2 separate regions of the Mus musculus genome follow, and region 1 is linked to region 2. The links are chromatin loops, found by intact Hi-C in ENCODE. Cell type or tissue: heart. All regions are shown on one strand. Links, peaks and the distances in the headings refer to the core of each region. The heading gives the core; the rest is flanking DNA.

What was found. A loop is a pair of places that touch in the nucleus more often than their neighbours do. Peaks named below come from ENCODE experiments on the same cell type or tissue, not always from the same donor. Only the 100,000 strongest peaks of a DNase experiment are listed, where the experiment ranks them.
Region 1: a loop joins it to region 2, with 6 times the contacts of the local background. A loop is called at or near these places in 32 of 42 quality-filtered maps.

What each region holds. Positions count from the first base shown.
Region 1 is chr9:119,570,040-119,585,840 of GRCm38, forward strand. It overlaps a transcript of Scn5a not described here. Among named protein-coding and RNA genes, the nearest start is that of Scn5a, 15 kb to the left of the region's middle. In heart, for the core only: no CTCF peak of the experiment used is centred there; DNase peaks (open chromatin) are centred at 7,172, 9,122 and 10,832; H3K4me3 peaks cover 2,576 bases; H3K27ac peaks cover 1,854 bases; H3K27me3 peaks cover 7,452 bases.
Region 2 is chr9:119,453,694-119,469,494 of GRCm38, forward strand. Exog (endo/exonuclease (5'-3'), endonuclease G-like) reads left to right here. Exons shown (of 6, transcript NM_172456.4): 6 at 8,683-11,825. The coding sequence ends at 9,144. Among named protein-coding and RNA genes, the nearest start is that of Exog, 17 kb to the left of the region's middle. In heart, for the core only: no CTCF peak of the experiment used is centred there; DNase peaks (open chromatin) are centred at 3,699 and 6,808; H3K27ac peaks cover 279 bases.

The DNA.
Region 1 (15,801 bases), core at 4,796-12,795, 120 kb after region 2:
TGCATACACACACACACACACACACACACAAGGACAGCCCTGCACTGAGATGTTACAATAGCTACAGCATCACTAGGTGGTAGGTATTTTGCATCTCTCTCAGAATCTCCAGAGACCATGGTCCCCTGTGTGGCCCACCATCATTGTGTACAGTTACACAACAAGTTATTGTTCACACAGAGACCCGGCTCAGATCCTTCCACACCAGACCACCCTGCCTGTCTCTCTCCTGTCCAGTCCCTGGTACCTGAGTACTTACATCACCTGGCAGAGAACTCGTTTCTACATACACCTCCCACCCCAGCATCTCTCGAGCTCTCGGAGCAGAGCAGAATGAGCTGGATGGGTGAAGGGACAAATGCTGTCTAGTCAAGAAGCCACACCTTGACTCTGGCTCCTTCGGGGCAGGGGTGGTGTCATGGGGTCATGGGGGTGCCATGCCAGAGTTGTCTCATGTTCTTTATGAGCCTGTCATTGTGCATGTGTGTGTGTGTGTGTGTGTGTGTGTGTGTGTGTGTGTGTTGCGTGCACATGTTCAGCAGTGTCTGCAGTTTTGGAGCATGGTGTTTTATCCTTGCTACAATCCCACGAAGCGGGGAGGGCATTATCCTTTCTTCCCAGGTGAGAAATCTGATACTCGGACATTAGGAAGCTCCTAACCACTGCACTACCCGTCTCTTTCACCTTTGGGCAGGACTAAGAGAAAGGACATCAGTGGGACTGAGTGTGTGTAAAGAGGGCCGATTCACCCCAGGAGGCTGGGTGGATGTGCCTAAGGAAACTTGGCCGGTTTCTGCCTGTGCCCAGCGTTGGCACTTCCTCTGACAGAAGTGACTCTCTGGCAGTTTTCCTCTTGGTTCTGGCGCTGCCCAACAGTCACTCACTCGCTGTGTGTGGCTCTAAGGGCTGAGGACAGGGCTACAGCGGACAGACCCTGTGTGTGACCCATGGCGCAGGCTTAGGAGGTAAAGAATGCTGACCCTTCTGTTGATCCTTTCTAATGTTGATTACCGTTAAATGCATATTTAATTTGATAAAATACTGGGTCAAAAGAAACATGTTAAAATAACTTCTCGTTTCTTTTTACTTTACACAAAAAAATGTAACTACCAGAGACCCCTGAGATCTGTGGCTGGCATCCAGGGATCCTGTCCAGTTTGGTTGGAGATCGATACTTAGCAAAGTGAATCTACTATGGCCCCACCTGCCCTGGCATCAGGCCTCTGGAGGTAGGGCCGGAGCTACAGAAGCGATTGAAAACAGACTTGTATTGGTAGACCAGAAAGTAGCCACCTGGTTTCTGGCGGTGGTTATGGGTGGCCACGGAAGCTAAAGCCACAGGTGGGGGTAATGGGGGAGGGGGTGGGGCCCACAGAGTGTTCACACCATCCCTCCTGCCCAGGCAATTATCTGTACAATCCCAGCTCTCTAGGATAACTGTTCGGACAAAGGCTCCACGGGGGTGCCAGCTGGTGCCCCGGCCTCTGCATTCAGAGGTCCCTGTTCCCAGATCAAAGGCACATTGACACGTCCTTGCACCCGAGCCTCAGCTAACCTGCTCCCTGCTGGGTCGCTCCTTTGAGGCTGCAGCAGAGGCTTTAACCCTGTCTAGTCCAACCCCGAGGAGGAGCGGGGCAGGTCGGAACCGCTTCCCCTCACCTCCTGAAATCTCGGGGAAGGCCTGCCCAATCACCCCCATCCCTCCCGAGGAGAACACGCCCACCCCAGCTTCTGGGGAGGCCCTAATTTGCACACATTTGCATCTCATTTATTCCAACACCCAGCTAATTCTGTTGACAGGAAAACCCCATCCGCGTTAGTTCCACAGAAGTGAATTCCCAGTCAGGGATAGAACTGGGCTGCGTTGGGGTCTGGCTCATCTGGTCCTACCTTGGATTCACCCACAAAGACAAACCAGGAGTTCCTCTTCTAAACCTTGTCCTTTTCTTTCCCTCCTCCCCCACAGAAAGCACGGAGCAATGGTTCCTCCACTCTCTAGTACTGGCTTGTATCTAGATGCTAGGTATGTGGAAACACAGAATCTGCAGGATCCCCCTAAACACACACACACACACACACACACACACACACACACTCTGTGCAGCACCCTGTGAACCCAGCACCCTACCGCCGTGCCCAGCCTTCCCTGTCAGCCTTCTCATAGGCCCATGCACACAGAATCTCTAAGACAGGTGTTGGTGTGCTTGCTATTCTCCAAGGGCCCAACACTGTCCAGCCCCGGATCTCCAGGGCAGGTAATTGGAAAACCTAACACCCTGTGACCACAAAGGGACAGGGTTAGAGGACTGGCTTAGTCACAAAGGGGCCATCTATCCCAGACTCTGAACAATACCCACCCCCCCGACACACACACACACACACACAGTGCCCTGCATGAGCTCCTGCAGACCCTCAAAGTGCACACTGCGAGAAGACAGCCACCAGCATCCTGACTCTGCCCAGTCCAGTGTCTTCCAACTCATCTTTCTGATACCTGAGCTGAAAAAGCCTTCACAGGGGAACTGTGTATGGATGCTATGGCAACCGAGGAATTTATGGGGCACCTACTGTGTACATCGGAGGAGCTATTCATACCCCCAGGGAAACCCAAGAGTCTCTCCCTCTGGGGTGTCTTACTGCCCAGAGGGAGAGGGACTAACTCACAGAGACAAGGAATCTGTGCCACAAAGGCATCCAGGCCATACTACAACCGTATACTGCACTCAGTGCACTTCTCAACTGAAGGACAATTTAAACTCAAGAAACACACTCTTCAAGTGTGTACAGTTAGGCATGTACTGCCACCCAACTAAGACATTCTCTGACCCTTTCAGTCAGCTGCTTAATGCCTAGCACAGTCGTGGGGCCTCTTGGAGAGCATCACAAAAACATGAGGGCTGTTTTAGGCAAGCTGTGGTGAGTACACAGTAAACTACCTATGCACTAAGGCTAGAAGTGACCCAAGTGGGCACAGATAAAGGCGAGGACAAGAATGTGCCCCACATCTGCTCTCTCTGGGAATGGTAGGCGGTGGTAGCTCCTTTGGAAGGTTTTTTTTTTTTTTTTTTTCTTTTCTTTCTCGTCTCCTTGCCTTGGACAGATTCTGAAACGGAAGCTCAGCAATTATACATCTAATCGGCACTCGGGCTCAGTGAGCGAGTGGGGGCTTTCCCTGGGTTTCCAGTGCTGTTGGCAACTAGCTGTCTCTTTATTTAACTGGCAGTCTGTGCTGCATCCGACCCAAGCGCTCTGTGGGGTGGGCGCTGGGTGCCTGGGCCGCCTTCCGTTCGGGTCTCTGGCTGTGTGGGCAGGCCTCAGTCCTTCGACTTCCCTGCACTTCTGTGTCAACTGATGACCCCTGGGTGGGGCCTTGGCCAAGGAAGAAATAAGCTGGGCTTCCTAGCTTAGCTGGGTAGCCCAAGAGGTTGGTCTTAGTCCCTTGCTTGGATCAACAAGACTGGGTTCTAATGCCAGGCAGAGGGACTCCCTGTTGAGACTAGTTTCTCCCTTGGCAGGGTACCCTTGCTCTGAGATCAGCCCTCTCCACCCAGTCTGCTTCAGGTGCAGTCTACACACTGCTCTGGTGCCTAAGCTATCAGGCTGCCTCTGCCTGCCTTATAATCTCTTTGAAAACCACCTCCAAAGCCAGGGCCTTTCAAGACTCCATCCCTGCTGGAGAGGTGTTTTCTACCTTCCCTATCCAAGATGAGCCTCCACTGTTCACAAAGTGACATCCAGGCCCAAAGTCCTGACCAGCTAAAGCCTGCCTGGGTGGCTCTAAGACCCCAGGGTAGCCAGAGCTGTCCCTGGCTCCAGGGGTGTAAGAGCAGTCATTGGTACTCAGTACACAGGGCTCTCTGAGTGGGCAAGAGAAACACAGGGCCACGCAGACGCTGTAAGAACAGCTCCACCCCTGCCATCAGCAAACACCCCTTGAGGGACTCCACTTTCCACTGACTCCCTGGGAGACTTAATGAGACTGAAGAGAAGAGAAAAAGGACTCAGAGCATAAACACCTCTCCTTACCGAGCAATGCCAACTACAGGCCAGGAGAACCAAGCCCAGCCCTCCCTTGCAGCCTCCCCCCCAGTAGCCTCCAGGCCTGTCTCCACCAGGCAGGCTTCCCGCTGTTGCACATTGACCAACTCTCCATAGGGGAGTGTGGACCTCCATTCTAAGCTTGTCTTCTATCTGTCCTGGACAGGTCTTTCTGGCCCAGGGGTAATAGGCAGGCTCCAAGGTCCTCAGTACCCTTCAAGAGTAGAAGATAGACTGAGGACTGGATTAAAGAATCTATGTCAATATCCTTAAGGTTGTATTGTGATGCCTATCCCCAACGTCTGGGGGGTCCCAGGCCCCAGGAGTTGACATAGGGTCTCTATAAATAGTGCCAGCACATATTGATCATCTTTAAAAGACACGGTATGTTCTGGGCCCACAGGAGAGGAGAGTCGTATCTAAAAATAGCTTCATTCCCAAGAACTGCTGCCAGCGCCAGCCCAAGGAGAGTGGTGTAGGCACACAGAAGGGGCAGTCCACTGAGGGGGCGGGGCTAGAACAGAGACCTGCCTTCTCTCCATTCCCATCCCTAGCCCTCTGCTCTGGCCACAGTAGACATCCTTGAGCTAGTTTCTGCCGCAGGGCCTTTGCACAGACAGCTTTCTCTTTAGTAGTCTCTCCCTACATGTTTCTTGCTATTCAAGTCCCGATCAGCTAGCTGCCTCCTTCAGAAGCTCCCGGTTCAGCCAGGCTACGCGGGACTCACTGTCCCTCACCAGGAATCCCCGTTCACCCTTCCACTGCATTTGCCACTACCTAAAATTATACTCTCCCTGTTCCGTGGTATACAGTCTCTCTCCCCACGACTATGCAAACTTCACAGCCGCTGTGCCTCTCTTGGATACTTAGAACCCTCCACAGCACAGAGTAGATGCTGAACACTCACTCTATGCTGCCCACCCCACCTTCCAGGCTGGGCTCTACTGCTTCTGAACTCGGTGTGTGATTAGCCTGGCCTGGCAGACAGGGTGGTTATCAGACCCAGGCATTCCTACAGCTGCCCTGCTCCCCAAATGTCCAGCCTCCTTCTGTGTCTTCTCTTCTCTTCTTTCTCTGCCCCCATCCACCCCACCTGCTTTTAGCTGTGGCACTTTGGTTCCAGCCTCTCTTGTCCAAATTCTGTCACCATGGACACCTGCTCTAGGCAAGCCCATCCTGCCTCTTGTCTCTAAATACAGCTTTGGGGATTCCCTTTTCTCCCCAGAGGAAGGACCCACTCGGCACGCAGAGGCGGGAATCAGTTCCCGCCATGACCTTCCTTGCAGAGGTCACCTCACCCTGGCCTCCCTGACCGGCCCAATGGGCAAACTGTGATGTGTGTACCTCTCAGGTGCAGTTTTGAGCCACAGGCTTCTGGTCCTTCACTCGAGATGTTTTTCCTAAGCCCTTGCCCATGATGCACCGCAGGACTGCCTAGTTGACAGCATCTACTCAGGTTCTACCTAAAGCCAGAATGGACCCATCCCTCACAGGCCCCCTCTCCCTCTCCAGCCGTCAGACCCCCGAGAAGGCTGTCCACCCATGCTCCCCCAAGTCATCTCCTGCTCGTGCCTTAACCCACTCCAAACCAGCTCGCCTGCCCAAGTGTGTTCATTCACCAGAACCCATCCACGCGGGGCACCACATCCCGTGGGCTCAGAGAGTGCCGTTTCTCTTGAAGAGGTCACCGGTGCCCTCACTGCGGCTCAATCTAATGGGCACTTCTCTCTAAATTATTCATTCTTGTTCATCTGTCCATGAACAGCGCAGACGGTACCTTCTAAAAATCTCTCAGCAGAAATGGGGGATTTCCCCTTCCTGGGGGAGGGGCCCTTTCTGCCTCTGGTCAGTACCACCTACCCTCCTGGCTTCCCTGTTGACCAGGCTGTCCAGTGTCTCTGAGCATCTGGCTCCAGCCTCTAACACCATCAGAACCACCTGTCTTCTGTTTTCAGAAGGACACTGCCTGCTCCGCCCCAGAACCGAGAGAGAATTAGCATGCCTGGGGGCGGAGCTTCAAGCAGATGTTTTTATGTAAAGCTTCCCGGGTGAGTGATGTTCCGGTGGCCAGGCAGCCCTGGTTCCAATGAACAGCCCAGGCTGCCCTTCTGCAGCATCTACCTCAGCCCCATCTCCTTCGGGAAGCTTCCTTCCCAGATCCTTCCCTCTAATGCCCAATTGAAGTCAAATTGCTCACACCAAACTTGACCACCAGACTTCACCCACCCATGCCCCTCACTGTATACACAGGGTAAAGCATGGGTAGCTTTGGGTGCCCTGAAAGGCATAGGTGGCATACTGGCAGGTTTCTCAGCAGAGGACACCACAGGGTGTCACCAGTGGCCTGCCTGGTGCACCCCCTCAGCTGAAGGGCTTTCTAAGTCTGCACAGGCCCTATCTACAGCAGAGTCCAGCTACTTGGGAGACGCGTGCTATGACCCAGCTGCTCTCCCTTCCCGGCCCTTAGCTTCATCATCTGCAGAATGGTTGTGACTGAGGTCCCCACTGTGGGCTGATGCGGGACGCTCTGGGAGATGAACCCTACGAAGTGCCTGGTGAGGTCTGGTCTATGGAAAGCACTCAGTGCCTTTTAGTTATTTTTAGAACCATTACTGAGGATAAATTCCCAATTCACAAGAAGAGCTTGCAAACGTCGTCCCCACCCCCCCCCCCCGTGACTGTGGCCTCCGCTTCTCCTCACAACATGGGACCCAATGGATCGCTCAACTAACTGTTGGTTTATCCCTCTGTATTTTGTACTGATTGGTTGATGACTGAACTACACTATCCTCACCAGGAAAACTCCTGTTCATGCTTCAAAACCCAGACGGAAGGATATCTGGCTAGAACAATACTCTTGACTCTCTTAATCAAAACTGCGACCTCTTCTGTGTTTCTGGGGAGACACCTCTGCCATTGCACTCTTCCAAAAGCTTTCTCAAGGACAGGAACGCGTCTCCTGTGAAAGGAACTGTGGTTTTTTCACTGCTGCAGGTTGCCCCTAGGAGTCTCTTCTTTGTGGATTGCCTGGGCACCAGCCTCCTCCACTCCCCCATCCCCAGCTGTCTCTGGTACTTCCCACTGTTCTTCCATGCTTGCTCTTCATGCCAAGTGAGTCAACCCTGGAATTCTTCCAGAGGAGCTCTGATGGCCACCACACACAGGGACTAGGCTCTCTAGAGGATGACAGCTGTCTATGCTACACCAGGCTTTGAAAATGGGTTCTTAGCACCTGAGGCCACTCTTCTCTCTCTATTTAGACCTTCTTTGGTCAGTTCTGGGCCAATTTGGCCCCCAAGAAATAGATTCCAAGGGACTTTTACCCTGAGAGTTCTCCCCAGTCCAATGATTCTGTGTGACCTTGGATAAGTTCTTGACCCCCCATGGGCCTCATTACATGTGGTGGTAGTGAAAGTTTCAGAACCTTCAACATTCTAGCAAAGACCTAGTTAGTGTCCCATGTCCCAGCTGTCTCTTGCTTCTGCGGCAGCAGCCTGTCCCGCCTTTAGTTCACTCTCCTCTGTATTACCATCTTTTCTGTGCACACAGCCAACTCTAAGTGGGAAGGGACAGGTAGAGAAGTGGAGGGGTGGTCGAGGGCTGGGCTGCGCCGGGGCCTTAGTTCTGAAAGACAGTGAATCTACAGAAGGTCTGGGGTTCATGGAGGTCCTGTTCTGTGCCTCTCTAGATGGTGCATGGGGGTCACAGCTGTAAGGGGCAGCTCAGGGTCCCAAGGGCACACTGATCCCACGGTCCCACTAGACTGAAGTCGCTACGGAGACAAGAGTGAGTTCCATGGCTGATCTTTGTAAGCTGCCCTCCAACAGGTGTTTGGAAGGCCTGCCTACAGCCAGGCCGCATCCTGAGCATTTCCTCCCATCATGAGCACCAAGGCTGCTAGTCCCCACCATGTCACTGTCCCCACCAATACTCAGACAAAGCTAGGCACCTTCACTTCCTCTCAGGGCACCTCCAAAGACGATCAAATACCGCAGAGGTCCGGGACCTCCTCTCTCTCCTGTCCGGGTGCGCGAGTCTGTACAGGTCAAAGCAAGGAGGGCAGAGAATTCTCCCGAATTTCCATGTCCAGAGACCTCTCCCCTCTCAGAGCGCATAGACACAGGAGGAGATGCGACCGCTTCAAGGCGACAACAGGGCACCAAGATCTTGGCGTGGTGGGAGCTCCCAAAGACAAGGCACACTCGCAGATCTGACCCCCAATAGAGCGCACAGATTCCTTCCTAGGGTGCAGAGATCTCGTCTAACCCAGGGCATAGCCCAGGTGCCTGGTTCCTCCACCCCCGGGGCCCAGGGAAAAGAAGCGCTCGGCCTGCTCCCTAGCCCTGGTCAGTGCCCGCTCAGCCCTTTCACCCCCAGCTCTCAAGAGCTACATTCTCCGCGCGCCTTGTCGCTGCTCTGACCTTGGGGTCTCCGGCCTCGGGAATCCGGGTCCCAATCTCAGCCCCTCGGCGAGCCTGCGCCAGCGATGGTCCCGGAGCCGGGGCCGAATCTCCCCATCCCCCGGCCCTCGACAGCGCACGGGGAACCCGGAAGGAGAGGGGACGGGAGGAGACCCGCGGCGATCAGAGAGGACCAGGGGAACCCCGGCCCGGGCCACCTGCGCCTCTCCCGCCCCTCCCCCCTCGGGGATAGTGGCTGCGGGGGCTGGGGACCCGGCCGGGGGGCTCCGGGCCATCGGGGAGGAAAGTTGGGCGGCGGCGGCGGACAGAGGGGAGCGGGGGACTGCGGGACACGGGGGATGATCGCTCACCTGCTAGTCCCCGGCCCGCGCCTAGGGGTGGGCGGCTGCAGCGCGGCGCGGGCTCGGTTCGGCGTAGGGCTTGGGGCAGCGGGCGCAGGCTCAGCGGCCCCGGGGGCGCGATCCCCACATCCCACGGGCGCCGCCGCCGTCTCGGCTCCGCCGCTCCGCTCGGGCTCCCGGGCTCGGCGGGCGGCGCGGGCTCGGGCTGGGGGCGGGGTCGGGGGCGGGCCCCGCCTGGGCTCGGCCTGGGGCTCCGGGGCCCCGGGCTGGCTCCGCCCCAGAGCGACGCGCCCGGGGCTCCGCACGTGGCGCTGCGCCCGCCTGGCTCGCGAGGAGAGCCACCCTGCCCGGCGGGGCGCACGCCCACCACTCTGACCCCGGGCGCGCCCTGCTGGAGACGGCCGCCCACGCGGACACGGACAGACAGACAAGCGGACGCACGCCGACCTGCGGACGCCTCGCTACAGAGAGCCACCCACGCAGACCTGGACCGGCACACACGGACAAACGTTGGCACACACACTGCCCAAACCAGAGTATACAGACACACCCCTCCTCGATGATCTGGGGACCCTACCCCAGACACCTCATTTATCCACGTGCATGGACATGGGCATGACCTGACATCCATGCTGAGACACACTGACACACATGCACACAGGGATACAGACACCGACGCACAGATATGCACATGAACATTAGCCACCATTGACATACGCTGGCATTGAGGAACACATACTGATAAACCTAATGATACCACGTGACTTAGAGACACATCCATTGACACACTGACACCGGGACACTTAGAACCACATTTCTAGAGACACAATGACAGTACAGAAACCCATGCATTGCAGATTTTTATGTGGACATGCTGACACATGAGAGCAGACTGAAATCAAACACACCGCCAGACTCTGTATTAAACACAAGCAGCAAACCCATAGACACGAGCATCTCCGTACACTCACCTTGTGAGCTGTGTTCAGCCTTTTAGTTGAACCACAGAGGGATACCAAGTCCTACACTGACAGGACTGTCCAACAAGGATACTGTCCGGAACACTCATACACTTGGACAGACAGCCGTGTACATGTAGGTACAGATTCATACATTCGCATACCGACAGCCAGACCCACAAGGGAAAGGCACGGGGCCAGTGGGAGTACATCTCCCATAGTTAAACACGAGAGGCTACTTCCATTGGCTATTGTGAAGGACAGCGCCTCAGAGTCTAGGGCTATCGCAGGAACACAGAAGTACACACACACACACACACACACACACACACACACACACACACTTTGTCCTTTTCCCCGGGAGTTATCCTTCTCGGCAGCGTTGTCAGGCTGCTAGAAACACACACTCTGGGAAGGTAAAGCTGGTGCTGGCTTTCAAAGGGTGCTGGGGTTCTGGGTTTGGGAGCCAGGATATGCATGGGTCATACATGTACTTGCACGCGTGCTTACACACACACATGCGCGCGCGCGTACATACACACACACACACACAGAGCGCGCGCACGCACACACAGAGCGCACACACACTCACACATACCCACACTCATGTGCACACATACACTCGCAAGCATGCACACACGCATGCTCACGCACACACGCATGTGAGCACACACATACCAGAGGCAGACTTGTTTTGTTTTGAGACAGAGTCTCACCATGTATCTCTGGGTCACCTGGAATTTGCTGTATGGATCAGGCTGGTCTTAAGTTTACAGCGACCTGCCTGTCTTTGCCTCACAAGTCCTGAAACGGTATGTACCATCATGGTCTGCCCAGCAACTTCTTTATTGGGATTTTGAAGAGGTGGCTGTGGGCCAGTGGTGTTGTCCATTTGAGACTTGAGTGTGGGGCTCCAGGAATTTCTGACGCCTTGGAGGATATATAAAAAGTCAGTATACAGTGTTGTTCCAGACTCTGAATGGGATGAACTCGGGAGGGTCTGACAGAGGAACCACATTACCACTCAGCGGCTGGCCTCTAGCTCCTGTCAGGCCTGAGGTTGGCCAGCAGCTCCCACTAGTGGTCAACATGAGAAGTGCATCCAACGATCCCGTTGCAGATCTCCCCCTGTGGGACTCACCTTAGCCCAGCTGAAGCCCACACCCATCAGGCAGGAGGCAAATCAAAGACCAGAGGACCCACCCTCCCCTGAATCTTTAACCACCAGCCTCCGGATTCAGAATTCAGATTCAGACCTGTAAATGGCCTTTCTGAATGGAGAGAGGCTGAAAGTAAAGGTACTGGGACTTAGAGGGAAAGTCCTCCTTACTCTTTATTCTGAGCAGTTCTAATCCTTTCTCCTCAGTGCTCTGCCGGGGGATGTTGACCAGAGCGGTGGGCTACACAGAGCATCAATACACTAGGCTTAAGCTCCTTTCCTCCCCCCACCCCCCCGTGTGTGTGTGTGTGTGTGTGTGTGTGTGTGTGTGTGTGTGTATGTGTGTGTGTGTGTGTGTAAAGCTTGTGAAAGGAGAAATGAAAACCCATACCCACTGGAGATTCAATCATGAACACACAACTGGGACTCTGAGACAGGATGCACAGTGCGAGAAAGGGCAGCAGGCATCTAGAGTATTCGGTACCATCATCACTATGAAATCCTGCCAGATCCAGGGTACCTCTTTGTCAGGCTCTATTTTGTAAACGAGGAATATGCACAGAGCAGCTAGAGGCAGGGAAGGTTTTTCTTTTCATTCTTATTCCGTCCTCCCCCCCTCCCCAGGTTCAAAGTTGAATTAGACACATTGTCTTTCCCGGCTCTGAGACTGCTCTCTCCTATGACTGTGTCGATTTCTTGTCTCATTGCCAAAGCCAAACACAAAACACCAGACAGAAGCAACTTCAGGAAGGGGGTTTATTCTGGCCATGGCGGAAGGAAGGCCCAGGCAGGGGCGTAAGGTGGCTGATCACATTGCACCCACAGTCAGGAAGCAGAGACGGGTGAGGCTGGTGTTCAGCTTGCTCTCTTCTTTTTATTCACTGCAGGACCCTCCCCCAACCCCCATGCAAGAATGCTGTCTACATCTAGGGTAGATCTTTCTAGGAATTCTGTCAGACATGCCCAGAAGTACGTCCTCTGGGTGTCAGATTAATAAGAATAGTAACCAACTAAGGGCTTCCCTTCTTTCCCCTGTTTCCACCAGCCCACTGCTGTCCCTATTCACCAAGCATCCTTCCTGATAGAAAGGGGAGTTCCCAGGGAAGTACATGCTGTAAAGAGGTGTCCACACCCTAGGGCGCATGCTCCGGGCATCTGGTTTATCTCTGACTGCTCTAGGCTCTTGTTTTTTTGTGTCCCCTCCCTTCTATCAAACCTGCACATAGGAAAGTACACGTGTCTTAAATGTTTAATATTAGGGCTCCCTCAAACAAATCTTTATAACCAGCACGTGGAGACTAAACAATACCACAGTCCAGAATTCCCTTAACAGCTCTAATGTCACCACTTCCAGCCCCAGGGTTAACGACATCAAATTCTCTTGGCTAGATTTGATTTGCCTGTTTGTTTGGTTTTTTTCCCTCTTTACATATTTACTCATTTCATTTGTGGTGTGTGTGTGTGTGTGCGCGTGCACGCACGTGAGCATATGTCAATGTCTGTGTTTGTAAGCCGGAGGATAACTTGCAAGAGTCAGTTCTGCCTTTCCACTATGTGAGTTCTGGGGCCTAAACTCGGGTTCCCATTCTTGGTGGCAGGCAGGAGTCTTTACCTACCCAAACATCTTGTTGGTTCTGCTTGCTCTAAATATGTTTATTGATGAAGATGGAGTGTGCCTGTGGGTGCCCACGCCATGACCCACTTGCACAGGTCAGTGGCACACTTTAGAGTTGGCTGGCTCTCACCTTCCACCTTCATGTGGATTCCAGGGACAAACTCAGGTTGCTGGCTGATGCCTTTCCCCTGAGGACCCACCGCACTGGCCTTGAGTTTGCTTGCTTTGACTTTGTATTTAAAAAGGAATCAGAAACTGCAAACTCTTTTATGTTTCATTTTTCAGTATGTATCTGTCAGTCCGTCCACGTGGCTGTTTTGTCTTTGTTCTAGCCCATTGGCTCTTCTCTATTGTACCGCTAATGGATGTTTGAGTGGTTGCTAGTTTAGGGTTAGCATAAATAGCGTGCTATGAACATTCTGGGACATGAACTGAGGTGAGCGCATGTGCCCTTGAACCCGACGAGAGTTGCCGGGTCTTTGGTAGAGTGTGTCCACCTTCTGTAGACGTTGCTGGTTTTCCAAACTGGTTCTGCTGGCATCCACGCCACTACAGTGACGCCTCTGGTTCATCTATGTTCTCTAGCACTGGGCATTCTTGTAATTTTTTTTTTTTTTTTTTTTTTTTTTTTTTTTTTGCTTTAGTCTCTTGAGTGGGTGTGCAGAGGTTTCACATGGTGGTTTAATTGACATTTCCCTGGTGACTAATGAAACTGAGCACTTTTTCATGGTTTATTGGCCATTTGTGTGTTTGAACTTTTCATTTATATAAATGGGCATTGTTCAAGATTCCATTCTTTTCTTAGCCACCCCTACTCTTTAGTGTGTTCTGCTTTTGAGCTCAATCGTGGCATTGTGTGGGCAGCTAGCTCCTTGCCTCATTCGTTGCAGTGTGCCCTATGTGAATCCTCTATGTCCTTTTCTCTCTCCATTCCCGTGGAGGCTCGGCTCTGCTTGGCTCGGGCCGTCTCGAGGATGAGAGAATAGCAACAGTCTTGGGTCTCTGTTTCTTTCACCTTGCTAACTCAAGAGGTATAAGAAGGGCTAAGAAGTGAGGATTCTGGCTCTGAGAACCCCAAACACTGCCCTAGCAGGTGCTTTGGAAGATGGAGTGCGAGGTGGGGCCAGGACAGAGTCCACACAAGGCACTGGCTGCACCACCCTGATGTCCGGTATTGGCTCTCTAGGTGAAGCTTGCTGGATCTGAGCTCTGGATAGGCTATCTGTAGCTTAGAGGCAGGAGCCATCCCGGAAGGGAGGGATTTTAGTAAGACCTCCGAATGCCATAATTCTTTTGGGTGCCAGAACCCCCCCCCTCTCTCTCTCTGTGTGTGTGTGTGTGTGTGTGTGTGTGTGTGTGTGTGTGTGTGCGCTACAGAACAATCTCAGATGTTGTTCCTCATGAGCCATCTGCCTTTCAGAATTGTTGCTGTTGTTTTGAGACAAATGTCTGACTGGCCTGGAACTGGTTGCTTAGTGAGTCTCTGCCTGCCCAGCCTTGGGCTTACAAATATACACCACTGCATTTGCTTTATTATGTTTTTTAACCTGGTTTCTAGGAATTGAACCCAGAACCCCACACTTGCACAGAACCCTCTTTGCTATCTCCCCAGCCCTAGAAGCCTGGTTCTTTCAGTTAATTAGCTAATTAATTTTATGTATATGAGTATGCTGTTGCTGACACACCGGAAGAGGGCATCTGATTCCATTACAGATGGTTGTGAGCCACCATGTGGGTGCTGGGATTTGAACTCAGAACCCCTGGAAAAGCAGCCAGTGCTCTTAACCGCTGAGCCACCTCCCCAGCCCCAGAACTCTGGTTCTTAACATGCACTTCACACTCACGCTGAGAACTCAGCGGAGGGGAAAGACCTCGAAATGCTGGTGACCCCTCCCTCAGCAGAACCCACCCTGCTTTCTCTCCCCATGCCTCTCATGAAGGCTGCAACGTCTGGAGTTCGACCCTCCGATTCCCCTGGACTCAGCTCAGGCGTGGAACATGAGGATGGCCAGGAAGGAAGCTTTCCTCAGAAGAGCTCTTCAGCTGTGGAGCCAGTGCCCTCCCTCTGCAGGTCCTTCCTGGTTAGAGCTGACAACGCCTCTCTAACATGAAGGTCCTGCCAGGAGATGGGGAAAGACCTTGATCCGTTGACAGTGAACTGTGAAGCTTCATTCTGGAGTCCAGCGTTTCTCCCTCTTCGGGGAAATCGACTCCCACTCCAGCATCCAAAAAGTTCTCTTTGCCTCTGCTCTTGGTTCTGCTTCCATTTTTCCATTCTTATTCAACGTGGTACATATACACAAAAGAATTCTAAATTTATTTATTCCTAGTGTGTGTGGGTGTGTATGTGACGTGCGTGGGTGCCACCGTGCTACAGTGCATGTGTGGAGGTCAGAGGACAGCTTCGTGGAGTTGGTTCTCTACATCCTGCTTCTCCCGGGTTTCCTGGGAGAGAACTCAGGTGATCAGATTTGTGCAGCGATTGCTTTATGCTCTGAACCATCTCACTGGCCCTCTCATCCGTTAGTTTCTAAAAAGTCATTTATTTACTTTTATTTGATGTACATTGGTCTTTTTGCCTGTATCTATGTCTGTGTAAGGAGATCGGATCTCCGGGAACTGGAGTTACAGACAGTTGTGAGTTGCCATCCAGGAGCTGGGAATGGAACCTGGGTATTCCAGAAGAGCAGCCAGTACGTGCTGAGCCATTTCTCCAGTCCCCAGATTTGTTTTGCCCATGTAGAGTTTGTGTGTTGTTAACGTACTTCATTGTCATCTTAGAGAGGTTTCTGGATGCCACTGATTTTGCAGGCTGCTCTCTCTTCTCAGTTTCTAGTCCAGATTACATAGTCAACAGATGCTGCCCACCCAGGCTAACGAACTTCTGCTTTATTCCCAGTCAGGAGAGGGAAAGGGGGAAAGAAACAGGGATTCACAGTCAAGGACAGGAATATGTCTCCCTGCCAAAGAGGAATGCTGGTTTGACCGCCCCCCTTTAATCCTGGTTCACAGACACAAGTCTGCTTTTATCTGAGGGACCATTGTCAAGCAGGAAACATGCAACCACTTCCTATAGACCCCCAAGTCAGGTACACATGTCTAGAGGTGCCCATTTGTCTCTGAGAATGTCTCTTCTTCATGATTTCATAGTGACCCACTGGGAACACCAGAGAAAACAGACAAGCTCTGACTTCAGAAGTGCACCGACTAGTGTAGCTGGCTCCAACTTTTGCCTCAGTTTACCTGCCTCGTGTGCTGTCCTTCGCCC
Region 2 (15,801 bases), core at 3,263-11,262:
CAACTTGTTCATTTAATTTTAGGTTTTTTTTTTTCCAAATTATCTTAGAGTGAAAGTGCCTAAAGCTGTCTGTTATTTTAATTTGGAAATGTAATTATTCTTGGCTTTGCCTAAATCCTCTTACTCCCATCTCCAGGAAAGACTGGTGACCCATAAATCTGAAACGTTTCACTCATGTTTTGTGTGTGTGAAACTGAGAGCTTTACGTAAATAACCTGCTCTGTAATAAAATGTTACACAGCATAAAGGAAGAACTAACTCAATTCAGAGCATCTTGCTACATATTTTTATTGTATAAGATAATTTTTAAAATTAAACATATTTTGATCATATTCTCTTCCTCCCCTGAGTCCTTTCAGATCATCTCCCCTCCCTACACACCCAAGTTTAAGTTCTTTCTCAAAAAAAAAAAAAACAACCAAAGACCTAACACAATAAACCCCTCAGAACCAAACAACATAACAAAGTATAACAATACCCCAAAAGATAAACAAAGCGTACATTATATTTATTTATTCTGGTGGGCTTTATTTTTGCTACTGTGTTGTTCCAATTCAATAGTGGAAAACATTCGTTTTATTTATTGCTTTTCTTATTGGATATGATTTTCTAATCTACAATTTACAAAATCATGTGTCCAAGTTCTTTGTGCTAAGAGGGCTTCAAAGCAATGGTACAGGCTTTTAGCTATCGGCAGGCAGATCTTGTCTTCTAAAAGTCACCTCTTGTTAAATATCCCACCCCCCCACCCCCACCAGAGAAGTGTCTGGTTCCCTCCAGAGTGCCCTAGGAAAGGAAGAACTCAGACAAACGGATCATCAGAAGGACACGGGAGCGAGCTGGGAGGTGGTGGGGTCAAGCCGCCTGAGTCTACAATCACAGGCTTCCCGTATCTGTGACTAAATATGAGAGCCAGATATAGTGTAAACCAACTGAGTTACATCGGTACCGCTAGTGAGTGAGTCCACGGGGCCAGGGCGCTCCTGACTGACAGCTGTGGAGTTGTCACGAGTGGAAAACTTTGGAATCATTTTGTGGCCGTCACAGTAACAATCTATTCAAGCAGGTGTCATCAGTGGATGCCAGTGTAGCAGGAGTTCTGTGAGGAGCAGGGCTTATGCCCATCATCCCATAAGTCGTTTAATGATCAGAGAGGTGAGAAATATAACTTTAACTTCCAAACCAAATGACCAGCGCTCTTACCTCTAGTAACGGGACTTACTGATAAAAATGCCGTTTCTGCAAAAAAGGGTATTGTTCAATTCCGTTGTGTGGAAATAGCAGGTGGAACCCAGGGGAGGACATTATAAAACACTGCGTGCTTTCTCAAAGAAGGGGTCATGCCATGAACACAAAGGCCAGGGAACCAGCTGGGCTGGGGTCACAGACATGGAAACAAAAGTCTGCAGTGTGGTTTGAAGGCAGAAAGCAGGGCTGCTGGGGCGGTGTGTGGGACACGTGGACCATGCTTGGGGTTTGGAGACCAGATAGATGATGCTACTCAATTTCCTGATTTTTGTAGTTGGTCTGTAACTGTGTCAGTGAATGTCTGTTCTTAGACAGTACATCCTAGGGGATCAAGGAATGAGCCTGTGACTTAGTTTAAATAAGTTTAGGGACAACAGAAAGGAGAATGATAAAGGCATCAAGGAGAATGTTACCAGTTGGTGGACTGGGTGAATAATGGAGTTCTTAGACCATTTACAAAGTCTGAAGTTCAAAATGGAAAAAATACAAAGATGATGTTCTCTGGTCTCAGTTTTCATTGCACTGGCACATGTGATGTTGTCAGTGATGGAACTTGGCCGTTAGTTTATCAGTGGATGGTGCTCAAGAGGTTCAAGTAGCCTGAAGAGTTTCTGGAGATCCGTCAGCCTTCGTCCCAGTCATCAGACGCATGAGGCCAGCCAGGCTTCCTGAAAGTGTGTTTTGAGTGAGGGTCTTGGCTTTTGTTTCCGTCTTAAAGCCTTACTTGTCCTAGGTCTTCATTTTCTGGGCTTCTGAGCCCTTACCATTCCAGGTCTTCAATGTCTAGGGCCTGTGGATGTTTAGAACAGCAGAGCTTTAGCTCAGCTTTCTTCAGGGGCTGTCATGGGGGAGGGTGGTGCACACCTGTAAGTGACAGTCCTCAAGCGGTATTCTTGATTGCTTTCTCCTTCCCTCCCTCCCTCCCTCCCTCCCTCCCTCCCTCCCTCCCTCCCTCCCTCCCTCCCTCCCTTCCTTCCTCTGTGTGTGTGTGTGTGTGTGTGTGTGTGTGTGTGTGTGTGTGTGTGTTTGGGCTTGTAGGGAAGTAGATGTAATTCTATGTCATTAAGTTGGTGCCACTTGAGAGACAAGTACAACAAACGACAGACACAGGGGACGGCGAAGGGCGCGCAGAGAACCGCCGGTGCCGTTTCTAAGAGTGTAGTCATGTGCTTTGACTTTCAGTTCTTTTTTAGGGGTGGGGAGGTTAGAGATGGGGCTTCTCCACGAAGCCCTGGTTTTCCTGGAACTCACTCTGTAGAACAGGCTGGGCTCAAATTCACAGAGATCCACTTTGTCTCTGGGCGCTTTCACTTTCTAGTTGAGATGGTTCAGGTCATTTAAGCCCTTACCTTTCAGACAGAGAGATCAGTAGGCTCCTGAAGGCGTTATCCTCGGGGTCCTTTAGCTTCCTCGTCCCTCCCCGCTCCCCCCCCCCTCACTCACTATGGTCATTTCCTTAGAACAGTTTTGGTGTGTTGCCCTGGTTGTTCTGGAAGCCTTGGAATCAGACAGTCCTTGGAGTTCACCTCTCAAGTAGCTGGGGCATACCTCAGCTATTCAGTGCATTTAAATCAAGCTTGAGTGTGTACCTGGAAGCTCTGGGTGCTCCTCATACAGAGTGTAAAGGTGGCCACAGAGAAAATGAATGGTAATGGACAGTTGATGAGGGAGAGGAGGGTGAGGAGGCAGGATTGGTCACCTGGGGAGTCCCAACCGCAGAGACCTAGGTAAAGTGAGGGGGAAGCTGAAGTCGATGTTAAGAGATCATGGCTCTGTGCATTCCGTGGGGTGGGGACTGCGGGGAGGCGGGACACTTCCAGGAGGTGTGGGTGAGTCTGCGTCTGCTTCCTGTGCCTTCTCTTGGGCTCTCTTCCTTCTGTATGCTTGCATTGTCCTATTCTAATGTGCTGGTTTTGTTTTATCTTATTTTTTTTCTTCGTATCCCTTAGAAGCCCGTTTGTTTTCAATGAGAGACAGAGAGGAGGTGGATCTGGATGTGAGGGAGGTGGGGAGGAGCTGGGAGGAGTGTGTGTGGGGGACCATAATCAGGATGCATTATGTGAGAAAAAGATAATTTTCAATAAAAGAAAAAATCAATTTAATTGGGCAAAAAAATGTATTTGTATGCACACAAATGTATTTGTATTTGTATGGAAATGTATACGCATGTGTAATCTTGTAGTCTCACTAAGGAAAGCACATTTGAGGAAAGATGAGACTGGAAGAGTAGGGGAGGGGCAGCCTGTTCTGAAGCAGTGAGCACATTTATTCAGAGGAGGCTGAAGAGATGAAGGGCCGGGGCCTGGTGCAGAGATCTGAACGTCCAGCCAGAATCCAGGCGGCTCTCCAGCATGCGGGACCTTTTAGAGATATCAGTTCCAGTCAGGCATTTTAGTGCACATTGCACAGCCCTCGAGAGCTGACTGTTCCTCTCAAGGAACAGTGTGAGCCTGAGCCCCCGCTCTGGGGTGGTGCTTGGCAGTTAGGCACGATGATTCCGAGCCACGTGGCTGCTGCTTGTTTTCAGCTGCACGCGCTCTGTCCCTCAGGAGAACGTACACAGCCAACGTGGGGGACGTCCTAGGTGCTGTGCAGGTGCGGAGCGTGTGCGAGCGTAGACTCTGGAGAAGTGAAGCAGACGAACTGGTGTGCCGTGAGGGCATCAGGCTACAACCCTCACCAACCCAAACGTTGCGGCTGTTCCTTTACACCCAGGAAAACTGAGGGTTGCAGAGGTCAACTCCAGGTCACACAGCTCCTCGTTACGAGGCGAGGTCCAAGCCTGGCTCTGTCTTTTCCCACACCTGATGCTCACTCTGTCAGAGCATTGTCCTTTGAGGCTGTGCCACAGGGACAGCTGAGTGTCCAGTACAGAGCATGAGTCTGTCAGAAATGAAAGGCGTTCTCAGTGGAGGCCAGTTGCAAGGAGTATCTGCGAGCATGCAGAAATAGCAGAAAATGGGCCAGGAGGGTTCCTTACAGCCAGGCAGAGATGTCCACTAGGATCTGGGAGATGGATCATAGCACCCTAGAACTGAGTGCATGTGGCCCTCAGGGAGGGCGAGTAGCAGTGATTTTATCAGAAGTGAGTCAGCTGACAGCTCGAATCAGAATCGCCCTTAGTATAGCTGAGGCTATCCATGTGCTTTCTCTGATGTGCGCATTGCGAAAGAGAGTCCAGATAAGGGAAGCAAACCTGAAGATTTGGGTTTGAACGTTGTAAATGATCCAAGGAGTGTGCTGGTGGTAACTCGAGCAGTGTCTGAAGCTCCAGATTTCTGCCAGTTACTCCCATGGAGGGAGAAAATTGGAAACCTGGCCCAGGAGTCTGGAGGCATCCTGGTAGGAAAGGAATCGTCTTCCTGAGAACTAGGGAATGTTTGTCCCTTTCCGCATCTACCTACTTCCTGAGCAGTTCCCTGCAGGTGGAGGCTCTATTCCGTTTGAACAGTTGTAGTGACACAGGGCTGACCGACACACTCCTGTTGACTTCCCCCTCCTGGGTGTCATCTGTGCCTCCTCCCCCCCCCCCTCGTCCTTGTAGGTGTGCATGGATCCCATGGTTTTCAAACTACCCTGTTTTCTTTTTCTCTTCCATGTAATTGCCATTTAACGGCGTGGTCTCTCAGTGTGTCTGGGCAATTTTATTTTTGGTCTGACTTTCTTCCTCTCCTCCTTGTCTTACTGGACATGGTGTCTGTCACTAAATGCATTTATCTTAACGTCACTCAAGACACGATAGCTATGACACTGCAAGCAGCAGGCTAAGTCTATTCTTTTTTGCCAACTTCTTCTGAAACTGGGGTGGCTTTGCAGCTATGACGGGTACCGGGTTTCTGTCACTGAGAGGGGAGGAAGGAGGCACTCTGACCAGTGTTTAGGAAACGACCAACTTACATGGAGTCCATCTTCTAGCTGTTATATGTGTTGTATTTTCTACTCACTTCCAGTCGGTCAGTTTCCAGTTTTTGTTAGCCTTGACAAGGGTTCAGGGTTCCTGAGTGTTTTAATGGCGACAGCGATCTCCTTTGTAAAGCACTTGTATGCCAAATCTTCTGTGAAAAGGTTTGTTGCTGATGTACTGATATTAAAAGCTTGGTTCCTGTTAAGCCACGGCAAGCCTTTGTCCGCGGTCATTGTGTTGAACTTCGTTTCTCCATGTTGACCTCTAACGCCCTAATCTTGCTGGAGCCCACGGTGTCCACTCTGCCACTGCAAAACCTGGCTTCTGAATGACATCCACTTCAAAAAATAGGTTTTTTAAAAAATAGGTCTTGATGATTTTGAAATCTTTTTTTGTTGTTGTTGTTTTGAGCAGGGTCTCATATGGCCCAGGCTGGCCTTCAACTGCTACTCCTCCCCCCACCTCAAGGTTCTGGGATTATAACTATGCACCATCATACCCGCACCCCCTTTGGAATCAGGGTCTCACTATATAGCCCTGGATGGCCCCAAACTCAAACTCACAATTATCTCCTGCCTGTTGGTATCCTCCCCTCCCCTCCCCTCCCCTCCCCTCCCCTCCCCTCCCCTCCCCTCCCCTCCCCTCCCCTCCCCTCCCCTCCCCTTCCCTCTTCTTCCCCTCTCCCTCCTCCTCCCCTCTCCCTCTCCCTCTCTCTCTCTCTCTCTCTCTCTCTGTCTCACCATATCAGTCTGCTGTCGGTACAGTCCTGTGAGGGGCATTTGGGGATTGCTGGTGCTGTTTTAGAAATGAGGAAAGGAGCCTGGTTGTGTTATAGTTTATGACATAAGTTATAGCTTATGACAAAGTGGACCCTGAGTAGGTGTCTGTCTGGTCAGCAGCCTCATGCTTCAGTGCATGAGTTCCAGGGACATTGTCTGGCGGTAACTTTCCTGAAAGTAAATGCTTATGTGTTTTGCTGAGCTACCTATAAGGAAAAGAACCCTAAGTTATTTTAAGATTATTTATGTCTCAAGTTTTTTGTTGTTTTTGTTTGTTTGTTTGTTTTGTTTTGAGACAGGGTTTCTCTGGGTGACCATAGCTGTCCTGGAACTCACTTTGTAGACCAAGCTGGCCTTAAACTCAGAGATCCGCCTGCTTCTGCCTCCCAAGTGCTGGGATTAAAGGCTTGCGCCACCACTGCCTGGCTCTAAGTCCCAAAGTTAAGGAACAGACACTGGGTTATTTAATTTTCAAGCAGGCACAGTGTCTTTTGCGTGTGCTGAGAAAAAAGTAGACTAACTCAGACAAGGCTCCTCAGAAAATGAAAGTAGATTTTGTTTTCTATTTACCCGTGGGGAGGTCTTGGCCAGAAGAGTCACATGTTGTGGCTGTGAATTGGATCTCTGTCAAGGACTGATGTACAGCTGAGGGATAGGCTGGTGCCCAGCATCCCTGATGCCCTCTGGACTGCAGCACTGGGAATCCTCAAACTGTCATGAGTCTAAAACCCCAAAACTGTAAAACGGCACGGAAGCAAGTAAAGCCGGGAAGTGGGGTGTCAGTTATGGGTACTTTTCCTGGAAGTGAGGGGACTCGGTTAGCAGTTCTGATGGTCATACCGTATGATGACCAGGTAGTTATTTGTGAAAAATGACCATTTGTTTGCGGACAGGGAGCTCACAAGAGAGACATAGGCAAGAGAATGGTATAGAAGGATCCCAGGGTTTTCATGCTGTGTTGCAGTGGCATGGAAAGCCCACTAGGTGGTGCCAGGACTTGGCTTACCAGCCACTGTGGGATGTTTGCAGCTCGTTTCCTACCGCCTTTTGAGTGTGGCTCCATCGTAGTTATGTCCTTAGTTTTGGTTCCTGAGCCCTTACTGTTATTATTTATCATGTTTCAGTATCTGGCCACATGCCGTGGCAGTCGGCTCTCCTGCAGATAGTGTGCTTCAGGGTTTTGTGCCCTCCTCTTTCCTTTGTAATGAGATTCGTAGTCCGGGCTGGCCTCGAGCTCTTAAGTGTATAGCCAAGGATGGCCTAGAGCTTATGGCCCTCCTGCCTTCACCTGGATGCCAGGATTCCTAGCTGCACCACCTTTTTACCGTGCTTCGGGTCAGTGCTAGGCCTGGGACCCAGAGCATCTGCTGGGGTTCTGTGACCCGAGTGTGAACACCAGCTTACCTTCTCATCCCTTTGCTTCGATGGTCTCACGTCCTCGTGCACAGCTCACCCCTGGGAGCGAGATCTCGAACCTGTGAGCAGTGTGGTTTCATAAGCCCTGCTCTGCCCTGACCAACCAACCACTTTCCGTATGTTCAAAGGCATTGTTGTAGATCCTGTGGCAGGGTCTTCCCTGAAGTCCTGTAGCTGGCTGTGGTAATGTGTGACAGACAGACCATGGAATTCTGGGCTATGTGCAATGCAGATAGGAGTTTGTAAAAATCAGGGAAAACCTCTTTTTTGGCTTGCATCTCGCTGCCTTATTTGGGCTTCTGACAGGGAATCTCATCTACAGCTAGAACTGTCTGACAGGAGAGTAACCGACTGACGGCAGCAAAGGCCTGCTCTGGGCACTTCGAGCATGCCCAGTTGGGTCTTGTCATTTTATCGGGGGCCATTAAGCAAATGGACATCCCGCTTTTGTTTTTTAGACAACAGATGGAGGCTTTTAAGCATATTGGAAGGACATTTGAAGAGGCTTCTTAATCCTGTTATTTCATTAATACGGCCAACCTACAGAGCGGCTTGTTTCTCTGCCTCTGCCTTCCTCATTGTGTGGCTACTTTCCTAAAGTGTCTGATTTGACGGCATAATTTAGAAGTTCAATGTTTGGTAATCCAGGAGCATTTGGAACTAAACAAAAGCAGTTGCATGTGAGCGACGATCGAGGTCATCTAGAAAGTTCTGTTGCTACTGTGTCTGGCTGCAGCTTCAAGGGCTGTCTGTTGTTTCTTGGGGCGTTTGGGCTGTTTTTACTGTAAGAGCTGGGAGTGCTGAAGCCAGCAGTTCTGACTTCTATGTTTAGAGCGTTAGGAGTTCTGATTAGCCAATGAGGAGGAAATGACAGTCCCCTTTCCCACTGGAAGTTCAGTGCTTGCTTGTGGCACCCCTTTGTCCTCCGTCCTGTGGACATACTGTGACCCCTGCCCTTTGGGGTAACATTATGGTTTTTTGTCGTTATTTTGCTCCTTTTGAGACGGAGTTTCTTTGTGTAGCCCTGGCTATCCTGGCCACCCTGTAGACCAGGCTGGCCTTGAACTCAGAGATCCACCTGCTTTTTCCTCCAGGGTCCTGGGATTAAAGCCTGGAGCCACCGCTTACAGAGGTAACAGTATTTTAAAGACTGGTTAGAACTGGTCAGTACTTACGAGTTGTTTGAATGTCTTTCCTTTTCCTTGGCAGTTGGTTGAATGCTACACTGAGGCCTTTCACAGGCCGTTTCCTGTATGGCATCTACAGAGGTGTGGGAGCAAAACCTGGGAAGTGTCGGCACAGCCCAGTGCGCTAATCGGACTCCTCTGTTTTTAGGTGATTGGTGAGGACAACGTGGCCGTCCCCTCGCACCTTTACAAGGTGATCCTGGCTCGCAGAAGCCCGGAATCTACGGAGCCGCTGGCGCTGGGGGCCTTTGTGGTGCCAAATAAAGCCATTGGGTTCCAGTCCCAGTTATCCGAGTTCCAGGTGAGCCTCCATGACCTGGAGAAGATGTCAGGTCTGGTGTTTTTCCCCCGTCTGGATAGAAGCAGGGACATCCGGAATATTTGCTCTGTGGACACCTGCAAGCTCCTGGGTTTCCAGGAATTCACTCTGTACCTGAGCACGAGGAAGATTGATGGAGCCCGGTCTGTGGCCAGACTGGAGAAGGTTCTGGAAGCTTTGAAGAGCTCAGGGGTGGAACCTGACGATTACTTCCTGAGTCGCTATGAGAAAAAGCTGGAGGAACTGAAGGCTAAGGAGCAAAAGGACGCCCAGCTGGAAAAGCAGTCCTAGTGTCTGTCTCGGTGTGCACTGAGCACCTGTGACCAACAGGTTTATTTTCAAGAAATGATGGAATTCTGACCAAAATCCTCCAAAGACTCGGGGCTCAAAACTCAGTGTCGTCCTTCTCTGGGATCCGAGGTGGCTGAGATGGTTTTAAAACTCTGCTCTCACGTGCTCCTTCCCTCATGACCCTGAAGTCCTCCCATCTGTCTGTGTTGGAGAATCCAGTGACTGTTCTTCCTCTGTGCAAACCCTGCTGTCCCATCTTACCTGTGGGCAAGATGAGGCTCAGAGAACTCTGTATCTTTACCATTGGTATTCAACAGAAGTCATCCAGGGTGCCTCAGAGTCAAGACAGAGTTAGATGGATGTAACTCAGTCCGTACCTGCATCCACGGCTGTTTCTGGCACTACAGCCCTCCTGGTGAGAAGGGTGTGTCTCTTCTCGCATCATTTCTGTGGGAAAAAACAGTGGGTCTTGGAAAGATGGAGATGTTTTGTGGGTTTAACCAGAGACTGTGGTTCCCTCCAGGGATCACATGGTGCCAGATAAGTATGTTTCTTGCCTCATTGGGGCCTTTCTAAAGGAGCCCAAGAAAGGTGTTTGCCAAGAGTCGCCGGGTACCTCTGGTCCTGCTGTCTGCTGGACCAGCACACCACAGGTAGGTATAGCCTGGGCCCAAGGTCCGAACCAGCTCATTGCCTGGGGAAAGAGCAGCTGCTGTCTGTGCTGACCTCCAGACTGGTTTATACAGATCTTGAGCTGTCCTGAGTCCATGCGCACAGCCCAGAAGCTTCTGGGCAAAAGGACTCGTCTGAATCTGCCACTCTGCCACTGTCCTCCAAGCAATACGAGAGTGATCTTTGTGGCATTGTGTTTGCCTCCGATAGAAATGCATGACTTTACAATAAAGACAAGAAGGCTCTGGCTGACCCTCTTCTGCTCCTTCATTTGGAGAAAAAGAAACTGTCAGGTGTAGGACACAGTGACGGATTAGCTCCGTTCTGCGGTACCTTCCTCTTCCCCATTAACTTGTGCCAGTCCTTCTGAGGATAGAAAGCCAAAATGTCACCATGACCGAAAAAAAAATCTGTTACTTTCTCTCCTCAGAAAAGAGGTGATGGCGGGGCCTGAGTGTTTCTCCAGCAGCCCTGGGAAGGAGGCTGAGGCTCCTCCTGCCTGTGCCCCAGGTTCCCACCATGTGTTTATGCAGCCGAGCTCCTCCTCCTGTTGCCGTGCTCTCCTCTGCTGGCCTGGCTTGCTGCTGGCTTTGGAGTTGCTTCCCACACTCTCCCTACTCAGGAAGAATCTTGTCTGTATCAGAAAGTTTCTGTAGCCTGGGATTTTATTTCTTATGGCAGATGCTACCTGGCCATTGTAAGACAGAAATAAGAGCAAACCAAAAAGACAGCACGCCTGACTGCATATTTATTTATTTATTTATTGAATCTGTATTTCTTATGAGTGTTTTGCCTGTTTGCATCTGTGCATACCACACGAGTGCCTGTTGCCCACAGAGGTTAGAAGAGCTCATTGGATACCCTGGAAATGGAATCCCAGATGGTTCTGAGCCACCGTGTGAATGCTGGATTCTCTGCAGTTGAATCGGGGTTCTCTGCAAGAGCAGCCAGTGCTCTTGAGCCCCGATCTCAGATTTTATGTGTGAAATATCTATTGACATATAACACTGATCCTTGAATTGTCCTGTGAACATTTGCATTAAGAGGACCCAAAACAAACACTTAAAATGGCCCCTCAGTGTGACTGTCCGTTTTTCTGGATTGCAGTGCAGCAGATTCCTGGGCCATACTTGAGTATCAAATGTGTCAGAGGCAGACGTTGTAGCCAGTCAAACCTGAGTGGGGTCACTGTCTGTTCGTCACCTCAGTGGGCTCCCTCAGGTTCTTGGGCTGAGCCTTCTGGGCCATTCACCCTTCCAGTTCCTGGTCTGAAGAAATGACCAGGCTGGGTTGGCTCTGCTGTGGGAAGTCCCTGTCTCGGGGAGGGAGATTTAATTCTTAATCTTTCATCATTTCTAGTGATGTCTTCAAGTTCTTTGGTCTTTGGACTAAGGCTGTTGGCCAAAGCTGAATACAGCAAAAGCCTTACTGGAAGTTAGAGAGGTTAGGGAGAGGGATGCGAGCCCCTGAACTGCGCTGCCATTTCTGCTCTTACATCTTAACCAGCAGAGACCTCTACCCTTCTCTTCGGCCTTTGACGAGTGCCCAGCAGGAGAGGCAGTCTGCTCTTGAGGGAATGGCTTCCTGCAGAGCTGTGCTCAGTTTGCAGCCTGACACTGGCATGATCCTGTGTGCCTCCATGTCACCTGTGCGCCCTGCCTCATCTGAGAGGGTATTGTTGAGCTCACTCCGTTTGTGGCAGACTTCCTGTTAACGGCTTGTGAGGGGTAGGATGTGCCCTGCCAACTGCACCCACAGCCTGTGCACCTGTGAAAGCCCTGCAGTTCTTGGGAGAGGAGGCCTGACTGGTGGAAGTGGGTCAGTAGAAGCAGGCTTTGAAGGTTAACCCCCTCTCGCTTCGGGCCTGTGTGCTTTGCTTTCTGTCTGCCGCCATAGAAACATATAAACCTCTGGAGACTGCTGTTCCTGTTGCCCTGCCTCCCATACCATAGTGGACTGGAATCCCAGCGCTGTCGGATCAAATAAATCCTTCCCGAAGTTGCTTCTGACCGGTGATTGGCCACAGTGACAAGTAATACGTGGGTCCCCCTGAGCACGCGTGCCCTGTCCTGGTGGAGCTGATGAGGCTGGCCTCACACTGGGCATGGCTGTCCTGCACAAAGCCTCACATTTAGAAATTGGTCAGCCTACGGGAGGAGGCCAAGCAGGGGGCTTTGCCCTTTGCCGTGAACATCATTGGGGACAATGCAATCTGTCATGGCCATTGCCAGTGTGGGGTTAGGCTTGCTCTGGTCTGAGAGCTGAGTTCCTCTAGGGGTCAGTGTGGTCTCATCTCCACAAGCGTCAGCTAGGCTGGGCGGCCACAGCCTCGCAGTCAGGCTAGAGCCTGTGGCTTGGCAGGAGACCCAGGTTATCTGCCAGGCAGGTTTCATGTTTTCACTGCATGGAAGCTAGTAGCTTCATTCCCTCAGCTTTATGTTCAGAAACGTCAAGCCTACAGAAGTGTTGTTGCGTGTAGTGATTCTCTTCCCCGCTGTTTTGTCTCGTTGGCGCTTTTCTACCCGAAACCTGTTAAAATTCATTTGTTGACCCACTACAAAAGTAAGTTGAGACGTGACAGGTCACTGGTTTTTTTTTTTTTTTTTTTTTTTTTTTTTTTTTTTTTAAGGCAGGGTTTTTCTGTGTATCCCTGACTGTCCTAGAACTCTGTAGACCAGGCCGGCCTCGAACTCAGAAATCTGCCTGCCTCTGCCTCCCAAGTGCTGGGATTAAAGGCATGCGCCACCACATCCAGCTGACAGGTCACTTTTCATGCTTGAACTTAATGCAGCCTATGAATAAGGACATTCTTCCATGTTTCCAAAATATGCTATCAAATCTAAAAAGAAAAATTACCAAAATTTCTTCCAGGTTTGGTACAAGTCTATAATCCCAGCACTTGGGAAGCAGAGGCAAATGGGCCATATAAGCCGGACTGTGTACCGAGATCCTGTTTGGAAAAAGAAAATTTGGAAGACCCTTTCACAGGGGTAGCCTAAGATCATCAGAAAACACAGAAATTGACAGGATGACACATAACAGCAATGTTACAGTCATGAAGTAGCAGCGAAACAATTTCATGGCCGAGGTCACCACACCACGAGGTACTGTGTGAACGGTCTCAGCACTGGGAAGGTTGGCAACCCCTGATCCGGAGCAGTGTATCATCTATTTGACTTAAAAAAAATATATATCCCTTACCTACTCCTTGAGGTTTTGGTTCTGGAGGTCTGTCATGAGGCCGGGGTCGACATTTTAACAAATTATTTTAAGTGTGTGGTTGTTTTGCTTCTGTGTGTCTGTGTACCATGTACATCCCTAGTGCCCAAGGAGGTTAGGAGGGACAGGTCTCCTGGGACTGGAGCTATATTGTGAGCGGCCATGTGGGTGCTGGGAACTGAACTTAGATTCTTTGTGACAGCAGCCAGTGCTCTTAACCACTGAGTCATCTCTCCAGTCCTCGTGTGTGTATGTGTGTGTGTGTGTGCGTGTATGTATGCATGTGTGTCAGTGCATGGGTGCGTATGCATGCACCTGTGTATAGCTGTGAGGACGTGCATGCCACCCTGTGAGTTGTGTAGATCAGAGGCTGACCTCGGGTGTCAGCCCTTGCCTTCTGCTTCGCTTGAGGCAGTCTCTTGTTGATTTTACCAGGCTAAGCACTGGGCGGCTTGAAAGTTTCTGGAGGTTCTGCTTTGTATTTTGCCTTAGGCATGCTGTGTACAGATGTGTTGCCACATCTGGTCTTCCGTGTGCTGAGGAATTGGCTCTTGGGTCTTGATACTTGTGCACCCACTGAGCAGCCTCGCCAGCCCCGGAATATGTCATTTAAAAAGAACACTGATTGTGATGAGCCCCGGCGGGGCTTCAGGCTGTTCCCTGACACCCTCGCCTTCCTGGCTGATACTAGCTTTTGCCTGAGGTCCTTTCAGGGCAGGAAGCTCACAAAGACGTGGGAGCAGCGGACTTTACACGCTTGTACAGGGCTCTTCCCAGTAAAGCAGTCAGGATGTGCCGCGTTGAGTCCAGGAAGTGGCTGGTCCCTGAAGCATAGTCCAGTTTTCTCACCGTATACTGTGGTACGAGTGGAACCCACTCCAACAAGCTGCTCCAGGTCTTTCAACTGACCCGCCGTCAAATCAGCAGCTCACCACACACCCACATGTCAGCGCGTGGATCACAAGAGGGAGTTTTATATACGCCAACTGTTCAGCTCCTTGGTACAATCTCTACCCACCTCAAAGGAGTTCACGTTTATGGTAGTCCAGTTTCATCTCGCCGACACTGCCAGGCTAGCTGTGCCTTTCAGCTTTGTGCTGCAGATTGAACAAACAGGCCTTCAGTGTGATTGTTTAAAAAAAGCAGTGGTGGAGACAAAAAGGGAGAGCCTGGCGGTACACAGTCCGTCCTACACGGCAGCCGGTATTGTACATGCGCCCATTTCATGTAAGTTCTTATTTGTTTCCGGGCAAGGTATCTCTCTGCAAGTTCAAGACCAGCCAGTGCCTGCTAACATAGAGAGACCCTATCTCAGTAACAATAATGAAACCAAATAAAAACCAATAATAAATTTATGTACACTATAGAAACGGGTCCCCAGGACAGTAGTGATTCACTCCAGGGTGGGACCTGTAGGCCTGTAGGATGTGGCTGGGTCAAGGCTTTGGAGATAGGGCATGAGGTGGGGACCCATCCCATCTTCCCGTGCTTCAGCAGGACAGCCTCATCTGCCGTCATCCCTGAGAATGAGGAGCCTCATACAGGAACAGAGAGAGGATTGGTTGAGGATGGAATACACAGTTTGCAGGTTGATGAGTTCTTAATAAGGGGTAGCTAGTTACCTGTCAGCTTGCAGGCGACAGGGGAAGACCAGTGAGGCGACGGGGGCAGTGTATGATGTCAAGCTGGGCACCAGGCAGAAGCAGCTCTGCGACCATAACACGTTGCTGCACACCGTATCACTGCTCAGCTCTCAGAGCCCCTTCCCAGGAGAGCCTCTTCTGGGTACCACTTAGGAGGTACTGTGGGGAAACGCAAATCTAGAGTGTTCTGGCTTTCCAGCCTGTGGTCTAATGCCTTCCCTCTGTCTCCCAAGGTTCTTCTCTATCTCATCTGGTTTCCGTTCAGTCCTTCTTGTGTCCACCCAGAGCCCCGCTAATGTGCTAGAGGCAGACACGTTAGCGTCAACTCCTTTCTGGGGTCCCCATCGAACCCTACAGATAATAACAGGTTACATGTTTTGGGGTTACCCAACAAGTCAGAGAAACAGAGTGAATTCTGTTGAGTCCTAGGGGTCCCAGTAAGGCTGGGGAGGGTCTGAGTACCGTAGATGACGGGCTTTGAGACCAGAATTGAGCGCTGCCAACCCCGTGGCCTGACTCTTGAGGTACATTCTTGCCCCCTTCCCCCCGTCCCCAAGCTGAAGGCTCTGCAGAGTTCCATCTCTGGCCTGAGAGAATCCTTCCTGGTGGGACGATGAGACCAAGGCAGTGAGTGTGTTGAGCAGGGACTCGACTGTGTGCAGGTGTGAAGCCCCACCTTCCCTTCTGCCCCCTGCCTGGATCCCAGCATGTGCCTGTCAGGCCGGATGAAATGTCCTGCCTCTGCGTCCTTTCTACCCAGATGTCCTCTAGAGCTGTGGGGACAGGGGCAATGGTGGGCATTGGCGGGCAGTGGCTCAGTTCCTGGACACAGCTGGTTCTTTGTTCACCACCAGACAGGACAGTGTTTTAGTTCCTTCCCACTGCTCACAAGACGACCCTGCTTTCCTCTGGCCATCAGTGCATGTGCCCTGAATCTGCCTTCCCCGCCCTCTCACCCCTTGCCTGCCACTGCCCTTTGATACCGTGAGGGAGACCTGCTTTAGACTGTGGGTGGAGATGGAGCACTGGCCATCTTGTCCCAGGGGAGCCAGCACAGCGTGATGTCACCTGCCTTCTTTCCCTGTGTGGGTCTAAAACTCAGGCCGACACACAGGAGGTGTGC